Regions from separate parts of the Mus musculus genome. Here region 2 is linked to region 1. The links are chromatin loops, found by intact Hi-C in ENCODE. Cell type or tissue: left cerebral cortex. All regions are shown on one strand.

Region 1 (5,000 bases):
GCCTCGAACTCAGAAATCCACCTGCTTCTGCCTCTAAGTGCTGGGATGAAAGGCGTGCGCCAACACTGTCCGGCCCACCATGCCCAGTTTTAAGCTCGATTATTTATTTAATTTAAGACTGGTCTTCCTGTGTAACCCAAGCTCCAACATGTTATCTGTCGTTCAGTCTCTGCGGCCTGAGAACAGAGATCCCACGTTCCATCGTGCAAGGTTTATAGTATATAGTTTCGAAAGGGTGGGGACTTTTCCTGACTTCTTTAATGCCAAGGCAGAAAACACGGTCTCACACATAGCAGGCAGCCAAATAAATCTTGATTATGTCTGAATGGCTGAATGGGAACACATTCCACCCCGAAACAGGTTAAAGCCGGATGAGGAGCCCCGCCTTATGAATCATTCATGACTTGGGCCCCGCCCACACGGGGTGACGCGCGCGTTCCCGCTAGAAGCGCCTGGGCTCCCACGCTGGGCGGGCAGCCGGAGGTGCGTTCTGCGCCGGCGCCGAGAGCCCGGGGCCTCCTCAGGTGCGCGCGCGCGGGAGGGCGGCGGCGGCAGCGCAGTGCGCAGGCGCGGCAAGTGAACTGCGCAGGCGTCAGTCTTGGGCGGGCTGAAAGCAGCTGAAGCGGCGGCCGAGTCGGAGCCTCCGGCACAGGGGCGGGAGCTGAGGCGGTAGCGGACCGGCTGGCGGGCTAGCGAAAGGCGGCGGAATGGTGGACTACCACGCAGCGAACCAGGCGTACCAGTACGGCCCGAACAGCGGCGGCGGCAATGGCGCGGGTGGCGGCGGAAGCATGGGCGACTACATGGCCCAGGAGGATGACTGGGACCGGGACCTGCTGTTGGACCCGGCCTGGGAGAAGCAGCAGCGCAAGGTGCGCGGCCCGTGACCCGGGCTGGGTGGCGTCCTGCGCGTGGCGGGGAGGCCTGGAGGAGGGTCCTGGGAGACAATTGGCGGGTTCGGGAACGGGTTTGCAGTCCCGGAGAGGGATTACAGAGCTTAAGGAAGCAATTGGGAATCTGGAGGGGGAGGGGGGAAGTGGCGGCCAGGTAGGAGACACGGGGAACTGGGACAAACGAGATGATGATTCGGGAGGTTGCAATGGAACTAGGTTTTAAGGCGAGATTGTTGGATCAGAGGAAGCATTGATGGGGCCCAGGCAAGCAATGGGGTCCAGGAAGGGAATTGGTGAGCCTGGATAGTATTTGGTTTGGGAATCCTAGTATGGAGGAGATAGTCTGGAGTGCAGAGAGTCTGAAGAAGAGATTGGAATTGCAGGAAGCCTTAGTGTGTGTGTGTGTGTGTGTGTGTGTGTGTTGGGGGGTGGTTCTAGAAGAGATGAAGAATCAGGAAAGGTAAAAAGGGGGCACTAAGGAGAGGATTGTGGAATCCTGAGACAGGGAGGGGGGCCTGCATGGGCTAGGGTGTGTGGTGAGTAGGTGTTAAGATGGTCTGATGGGACTAGGGGTCTGAGAAGGTAGGTGTTCAGGACAGAAGTTAGGGGCCTAGGAACAAAAAAGATGTTTGTGTGAGGAGGGTGAGATTTATTGAGGGCGCCTTGCTGTAAAAAGAAAAGGATAGGGGCGTAATTAGAATTGATGGGGAGACCCAAAAGAGTGTGGGTGCTTTGAAGAAGGGAGAGGTAGTGAAACAGTTAAGGTTCCAGGTTCACGGGGAAATAGTTCAACAGTGAGAATAGTGGAAGACAGTAGGAGCAGGGATGGAGGATAATGGGAGGGGGTTAGTTTGGGAAAATGGAAGTCTGATTAGGAATGCCTGATTAAAAGACTTGGGGGTTCATTGAGTGAGGAAGAAATGAGTGTTCTGGGAGAGTAGTGTCTTTTGATGGGGAGGGTAGGTGAAGGGGTATTAAAATAGTATTTCCTGATGGTATTTAGGAGTGTGGGGGCGATGCTAAAGGGAAGCCACAGTATGGAGTGGAGGTCAGAGTAGGAGGCCAGGAGTGGAGATGTGTTGGGTGGTTGAGAGGGAAGCTAGGAGTGATGGGAGAGAGGGTGTGAGTGTATGCAGAAAGAGCTAAAGAAGGGTGTGTTGAGTGGGTGAGAATGTGGGGGATGGTTCGCAAGAGTGTGAGGAGAGTGGGAAATTAAAATTGAAGTTAGAAGCTACTTCATGCTTTCTAGAGGTTGAGACTTTTTTGTAACTTACTGATGGGCACTGTGACTTCAGGACAAGACCCTTGCTCTCAGGGCGATCAGGAATGTGCTTTTGGTGACTCTGCAGACGGGATGTGCGTGGAGTTGGGACTTTGGGAGTTGGGAGCGGGGCCCTGAGGGTGTGGGAGAGAGCCGGTTTGATGACATTTACCAGATGCCCCCCCCCGGGGGGGGGCAGGGAAGTTGCTATATGGCTGGGTCCAGTCACCCAGTCTGGAGGGTCAATGGTGGGAGAAGCTGCAGTGCCTGGAAAGCCTGAGGTGGGACCTGGTGTAACTGTGGCCCAGTCGGACTGTCAGCTTGTATGCTGTCTGCAGTCACTAGGGGGGTGGAAGTCTGCAGTGTGTAAAATAGCTGAGGAGTGGTAGCTGGGGAATGAGTGCATTTTGAAAGGCAGGGGAGATCTAGTCTGGATCTCAACAATTATTTATTGCCTGAGGCCTTGAGAGGAAAAGGTTGAAAGTTGCCAAAAGACTTGGAAAGTTGGAAGGAAACGGGTCACAGCGTCCGCTTTGAGAATGTCTTGGATCTTTCTTTTCTAATGTTTAGGGAACTGTGCAGTGCCCCCCCCCCCCCCTTTCCTTAGATAACTGGAGTAGGGGTCATCCTCCTTTCACAAATACCAACCTCTGGTGCCTCCTTTTTTTTTAGCCCCTCTCTTTAGGGTGGTGAGGTTGGTGTGCATTCAGACCCTAGGCAGAACCAGGACTCACCAGAATCCCCATGGCTGCCTGTGTCACTTTCCCCTGCTCCTTCCTGGTTCCCTTCCTTCCCAGCCAGGAAAGGTTGAGAACAGGATGGCTCACAGTGTTCTCTAACGTTGCTTCAGCGGCTCTGAAAAGGCCCTGCTCTAGTATGCTTGCTTTATAACCTACTCCAGCAAATATTTACACTTAGCTGTTCTTTAGGAGAAAAGAATTGCTTCACCTCTCCACCCTGTCCTGCATAACTAAGCTCTCTGGTGCCGTGGGGTTAGGAGTTATGAAAGGAATATACCAGCCAGTGCTTTTTATCTCTCATACAAGAGCTCTCAGCCAAACCCCCAACAGGATCGCTAGGACTTTTCTGTTTTGTTTTATGACTGGGCCTTATCCCACGTACCAGAACAACTTCTGTAAATGTGAATGACAGGCCTTTCTTGCCTCTCCAAGGCATATAGATAACTCCCACCACAGGGACAGTGATAGTCTCGTATGTACCTGTTCACACATTCAAATTCTGTGGCCAGAACAGCTGAAGCAGGGGCTGGCTCAAGTCAAGAGTCTGTCTCTTACCTGAAAGCCCTTCACTCTGAATTCTAGGCACCCCTATACCCAAGACATTATCCATAAGGAAGTTATGCAGCAGGTGTTTCACAGGGCAGCCTTGAACATTTGTGGGAGGACAGGGGACTGAGCTAGTTTTCAAAAATTATTATTGTGTCGTTTTAGTCTGGGTTTATGTTCAGGTTTTCCAGAGTCCTGGGCTCAGGTGATCCATGTGCCTCAGCCTCCCCGAGTACTACATGGAACTACAGGCCTATAAAAAATTCTTGAGCAATTGAGTCCTAGTTCTCTTCCCTAGTTTGTCCCATCCAAGTGCTAACCAATCAGACCTAACCCTTAGGATAGTGTGACTGAAGAGTACTTTCCTAAAGTGACTTCTGTAACATCTCTTGTGGAAGGGTGAGAGTTGTCCCCAAAGATCTCACAGCAAGAGGAAATGCCTTGTTCTGAGCTTGAGTGTTCATTAGCACGCCATTGTTTGCAGACCTGAGTTTAGACCCTGACCTTTGGCTCAGGCAGTATTAAATGTGAGTTAATTATTTGAAAGCTCTGATAGTGTTTTGATTTTCTGTAAGCCATTCCTCCCCCCACCCCCATTTTTCTTTTCTCCTTTTTTTCTTCCCCTCCTCCACCCCCATTTTTCTTTTGGACTGATGATGAAGGCCCCAAAGTAGCCATCTGGTATTTTGCTCCATTACTCTAATTGCTCCCCTCTAAGGAGCTGGCTAAGACTAACAGCTCCTTAGCAGCTTTCAAAATTAAATAACATACTTACAAAAAAAAAAAAAAAAAAAAAGTAGCCAAACTGGGTTGTCCTCTGGAAACAAGATAAGTATGTGAGTTGGGTGAGTATATACTGTGTGTGTGCTCTCTTGGGAGAAGAGAGGAGGAAACACCTCAGCTGCCAGTATCCTGTTCCTCCCACCCTCCTGGAAAATGTGTGGTGTTCTCCTGGAAGACCAGGACTCAAGATCTTGAGTCAGACAAATCTCAAGTTCAGGGCCTGCCAGCATGAGCAAATATGGGGAGACCTTTATTTCAAAAAGCAAGAAAAAGAAGTGAAAAGTTGCTGGGAGGATAAGGTTTCCTCACACTTGAGAGCTGTGATCTGGCTGTGGCCCTGGAGTAGTATCTACCACCTCACCTAATCCTAGGCAGTCCCGGGTATGTGTTGGGGGTGGAGGGTTGCCTTTTACCTTTTAAAATGTCCTCTTTGGTTCCAGCTTCTGAGACCAACTGGGTGACTTTTTTTTTTTTTTTTTTTTTTTTGGCAGCAGGAACTGACTCATCCTCTAGTTGAATGAAAGTCATGCTAAAAGTTTTCATTTAATGACAGCCAATTGCTTGGCCTTGTGGGGAAAGTTGGGTGAAAGTGTTAGTGGGGGAAAAAACAAAAAAATGGATGACCCAGGATTTGGCTTGTAATTCCAGCATTTGGTATTCTGAGACAGGAGGATCACTGAGAATTAAAGGCCAGCCTGGGTTATTTAGTAAGACTCTAGCTAAGCATGGTGGCACACATTTGTAATATCAGCTCACTAGAGACAGAGTCAGGAGGAT
Region 2 (5,000 bases), 130 kb after region 1:
TTCTTTTTTTTTTTTTTTATTTTGTTTTTGTTTTTTGAGACAGGGTTTCTCTGTATAGCCCTGGCTGTCCTGGAACTCACTTTGTAGACCAGGCTGGCCTCGAACTCAGAAATTTACCTGCCTCTCTGCCTCCCAAGTGCTGGGAGTAAAGGCGTGCGACACCACCGCCTGGCCAAATACTGGCATTCTTAAGACCAGCTATGGACTTTTTCAGACATTCATCATGAATAGTAAGCTATTCCCACACATAGCTGGGGGGGGTGCGGGGGGGTGGCTGTGAGCCCTTGTCTCCCAACCCATGCTGGTTTGTAGCTGTGGTTGAACACTTGCCTAGAATTCACCAAGTGGCGTAGAGGGCACGGCCCTGTTTGCTCAGAATTCACAAGGGGAAGAGCTGGGAGTGTGGCTCAGTGGTGGAGCACTGGCCTAGTTTCCACCACTGAGGGGCCTGTGGTGGCCCTTGCCTAAAATGAGGAAGCCTTGTATTCAAATAACACATTGAGGTTTGTCTTCAATGTGTTAAAAAAAAATCATCCAAATAAAAACAAACAGAAAGCCCGGGTTGGTGTTCCAAGCCTTTAATCCCAGAATTCAGGAGTTAGAGGCAGGCGGATCTCTGTGTTTGAAGCCAGCCTGGTCTACAGAGCAAGTTCCAGGACAGCTAGGGCTACACAGAGAAACCCAGGCTTGAAAATCCAATAATAATAATAATAATAATAATAATAATAAAACCACAATCCTGAGGCTGGAGAGATGGCTCAGCAGTTAAGAGCACTGGTGGCTCTTTCAGGGGATCTGGGTTCAAATTCCAGCACCGACTGCCTGTAACTCCAGTTCCAGGGGATCTGACACACACACATAGACATACATTCAGTCAACTCACCAATGTACATAAAATAAAAATAAATAAATTATTAAAAAGAAAGAAAGAAAGGAAGTAAGAAAGGAGGAGAGAGAGAAGAAGAAGAAGAAGAAGGAAGGAAGACAAACAGACACAGGACAACCTTGGGCTGGTGCCTTTATCCATGTGTACACACACGTAAATGTACTCACACATATGTGCAAAAATATAAGACAAAATAGAATAAACAAGAGGCAGGCTGGACAGCAGGTCAAGGCAGGAGGATCTAGAAAGTCACTGAGGCCTCATCACAAAGAACCAACTAGAAATCTGAAGACTGCAAACAAAACACCTGAAGCAAAAATGATCACCGGGTGGGAGCTGGAGACATGGCTCGGGGGTAAGAGCACCAGCTGCTCTTCCAGAGGACCCGGGTTCAATTCCTAGCACCCACATGGCAGCTCACAACTGTCTCTAACTCCAGTTCCAGGCTATCTGACACCCTCACACAGGCACATAAAACACCAATGCACATAAAATAAAATTAAAAAAAAAATCATTGGGTGGGTTTCACAGCAGAACAGAAAATTGGGAAACAAGCCATGCTAAAGTGGAGAAGGGGTCAGGGGTCAGAGAGGAGAAAGGGTAGTGGAGTAACTTCCGTGCGTGTGTGTGTGTGTGTGTGTGTGTGTGTGTGTGCACGTGGGGGGGGGGGGGCAGGGGTAGGCAGAAGTCACTGCATGTAACACCCTTGGCTAGACACCCCTGTAGGTTTTGAAAGGTCCAGAGCCTCATTCAAGGTTACAGATCTACTGCGGTTAATCCAACTTCAGGATCCTAGCAGGTTCTGTTGAGCTAATTTCTATGCTTGAATTTGTGGTAGGGAGGGAATTCTGGGCTTTGAGCCAACTCCTGAGTACACACACCCACACACGGGTGAATGTTTTAAATTAGACTGAAAAAAAAAAAAAAAGAAAAAAAAAAAAAGCTGGGCATGGTGGTGCAAGCTGTTAAATCCCAGTGCCCAGGAGGCAGAGGCAGACAGATCTCTGTGTTCCAGGCCAGCCTGAACTTGGTCTACAGATCAAGTTCCGAGATAGCCAAGGCTACACAGAGAAACCCTGTCTCAGAAAACCAACCAAACAAAAACCCACTGAGGACTAATGGCGTAGCTCAACAGTTAAGAACCTATATACTTTTTAAAAAAGATTTATTTATTATTATATCTAAGTACACTGTAGCTGTCTTCAGATGCACCAGAAGAAGGCATGAGATTTCATTACAGATGGTTGTGAGCCAACACTGTCAAATTGATCACACCCAACCTGTTAGTCCAGCCCTAGGGGGATTTTTTTTTTTTTTTTTTTTTAAAGATTTATTTATTTATTATATGTAAGTACACTGTAGCTGTCTTCAGACACACCAGAAGAGGGCATCAGATCTTGTTACAGATGGTTGTGAGCCACCATGTGGTTGCTGGGATTTGAACTCCGGACCTTTGGAAGAGCAGTCGGGTGCTCTTACCCACTGAGCCATCTCACCAGCCCTAGGGGGATCTTATGTTACATATTATTATATAATCATAAGTCTTTAAAAAATAAATAAATAAAAATAAAAACTTTCATTGAGAACCACTATGGAGCCAGCAAGATGGCTCAGCAGGAAAAGGAGTTTGAAGGCTTGCAGGCGAGCAGGACCAGCATCCAGGTCCACTTGATCATGGGGAAGGATAGAACCAGCTTCCAAAAGCCGTCATCTAACTTTTGCACACGTGTGCATGCACGCGCACACAAAAATAAAAGTAACTTTTTCTTTTTGGTTTTTCTAGACAGGATTCCTCCGTGCAGCCCTGGCTGTCCTAGATCTGGCTCTGTCATCCAGGATGGCCGTGAACTCCCAGAGAGCCACTGGCCTCTGCCACTCCAGTGCTGGGACTAAGGGCACATGCCACCGGCCCAGTATTTTTGTTTCCTTCTAGAAACAAAAGGAGGCCAAAGCATTGAGTCATGTTTACAATCCCAGCATCAACATTTAGGAAGCTGAGGCAGGAGGATTACTTCAACTTCTAGAGTAGCCTAGTCTAAATAGAGAGTTCCAGGCCAGCCAGGGGAGGGAAAAAAAAAAAGAGTAAGTGACAAAATCAGCAAAGAAAACTGCTAGCATGGCTGCCCCAGCAGGGGGAGAGGCGCCAGCAGGCAGACAAGTACCTGAAGTGAACATCTTTCCTGCACCGGAGACTACAACAGCCCGGCAGTCCGAGTCTTTGGATATCTTTTGGAAGCATTCCACCAACTCCCTGCAGAGGCATAAGAAGTAAAGGGTTATATCTGGAGTGGGAAGCCCCTGTCCCTGCCCACCTCTGTCTCCTCTAGCAGATAGGCTTGTGGGCTTGCAGGCCAGACCTCCAGAAAGCCCTGTTCATGGCATTCCTCTTCTCTGGCCGGTTTAGCTGCACGTGGAGAACATGCTTCTGGGCACTTGTGACTTGAATAGACTCATAGTTGTGGTCTGAGACTTCCTCGGGGGCTCTCTTGGAGGCCTCTTGTGCAGAGGAGCTCAGAGATCGAAGGCTGATGTTGAAGTACAGCTGGCTGGTACCTCTCAGCTCTGGGGAGACAAGGAAGAGACTTTGAGAGCCTAGAATGGGGACATTTTAACAGTATATGCTCTTTAGGGGCGCTGGCATGACCAGACATAACTTTTAAGATTAGGGTATGCAAGCCAGGAGGTGGTTGGGAGGCAGCATTTGGAAGGCAGAAGCAGTCCGATCTCAGATCGAGGCCAGCCTAGTCTGCAGAGAGTTCCAGGATAGCCAGGCCTACACAGAGAAATCCTGTCTCGAAAAACCAAGTTTCAGTCTGAGACTACATTAGACCCTTGTTTGTGGAAATGACCCAAGATTGGGGACAAAGAATTCAGGTTGAAAGACAGACCTAAAAAATTATAATTTCATTTTAAATTACAAAAGGACTCCTGAGTTTAAAGCGACCCAGGCAGACTTCCCGTCTTATCGCCGCTATAACAAGACGACACAAAAACGAGCCCCCACGGATTAAGGGGTAACTCACGCTGCATCAGCAGGCCGCGGAGTTTACTGGAAACTGTCATCGCGGTAGCCATTTCTGGAGCTCCGGAGCTGTGCGACTTACTCCCGAAGAAAAACTTAGGGGGCGGGCACGAACGTTCGCCATGTTGGTCAAGGGCACCGAAGCCACCGCGGCCACCGCCCTTTAGCAGCGAGGTCCCACCTAGTTCGCCATCTTTACTAAGGGCAAACGAAAAAAAAAAGCACTCCTTCGTGTCTCATGTGTTTGGGACGTTGCTTAAACCTTTGGCCCAGTGGGACGCTGGCCTGAGAAAATATTTCACAGTGCTGTTGGAAAATTGTGTATAAAGTTCATCACAACGCTGTGTTGGAACAAAATGCAGACAACTGAAATAGTCAAGGACAGAAGGGCAGCAGTTTAGTTGCTAGGATACCGGCTGGCCAGAATTAAGCAGTTTTTATTCCCTTACCGCCAGAAGTTGGCTCCTGGACCAGGGAAGTTATACGGATTCAAGGTTACTGGACATTTAGAAGTGCGTAGGCAGGAGTAAATGGCTCTAACGCCACCCTCCTTTGTTTTGTGGTGCGAGGGGACTGAGGCAACATAGGCAAACATTTAACACCGAACATATCCCCAGGCTCTTCTCCCTGATTTATGTAAGGTCTATATAAAACCCCAGGCTTGCCTGTAACTTCAAGTATCCTCCACCTTTTGCCTCCTGAGAAGGGATCATCCTACACCCAGCCCCCGCAACAAAGACTCTGAAAAGAACCCAAGGAAGTTCAATGTGGTGCCTCATACCTTCAATCCTAGCACTCAAGAGACAGGGGCAGGGAAAGAAAAAAAAAAAAAAAAAAAAAAAAGGGAAAAAATCCGGGCAGGGTGGCGCATGCCTTTACTCCCAGCACTGGGGAGGCAGAGGCAGGCGGATTTCTGAGTTCCAGGACAGCCTGGTCTACAAAGTGAGTTCCAGGACAGCCAGGGCTACACAGAGAAACCCTGTCTCGAAAAACCAAAAAGACAGAGACAGAGACAGGGGCAGGTGGCAGATCTCTGCGAGTTCAAGACAAGCCTCTTCTACATAGCAAGTTCCATTACTATAGAGACCCTGT

What was found. A loop is a pair of places that touch in the nucleus more often than their neighbours do. Peaks named below come from ENCODE experiments on the same cell type or tissue, not always from the same donor. Only the 100,000 strongest peaks of a DNase experiment are listed, where the experiment ranks them.
Region 2: it touches region 1 in a loop (2.5-fold over the local background); 5 of 42 quality-filtered maps call a loop at or near these places.

The regions. Positions count from the first base shown.
Region 1 is chr7:28,957,891-28,962,890 of GRCm38, reverse strand. Actn4 (actinin alpha 4) reads left to right here and starts at 559. Exons shown (of 21, transcript NM_021895.3): 1 at 559-872. The coding sequence starts at 708. In left cerebral cortex, no CTCF peak of the experiment used is centred here; DNase peaks (open chromatin) are centred at 500, 2,045 and 4,393; H3K4me3 peaks cover 3,535 bases; H3K27ac peaks cover 2,192 bases.
Region 2 is chr7:28,824,322-28,829,321 of GRCm38, reverse strand. It overlaps Ech1 (enoyl coenzyme A hydratase 1, peroxisomal), which reads right to left and starts at 3,984. Exons shown (of 10, transcript NM_016772.1): 1 at 3,910-3,984; 2 at 3,244-3,448; 3 at 3,049-3,137. The coding sequence starts at 3,961. In left cerebral cortex, a CTCF peak has its summit at 2,998; DNase peaks (open chromatin) are centred at 3,116, 3,304, 3,561, 4,056 and 1 more place; H3K4me3 peaks cover 1,595 bases; H3K27ac peaks cover 2,330 bases.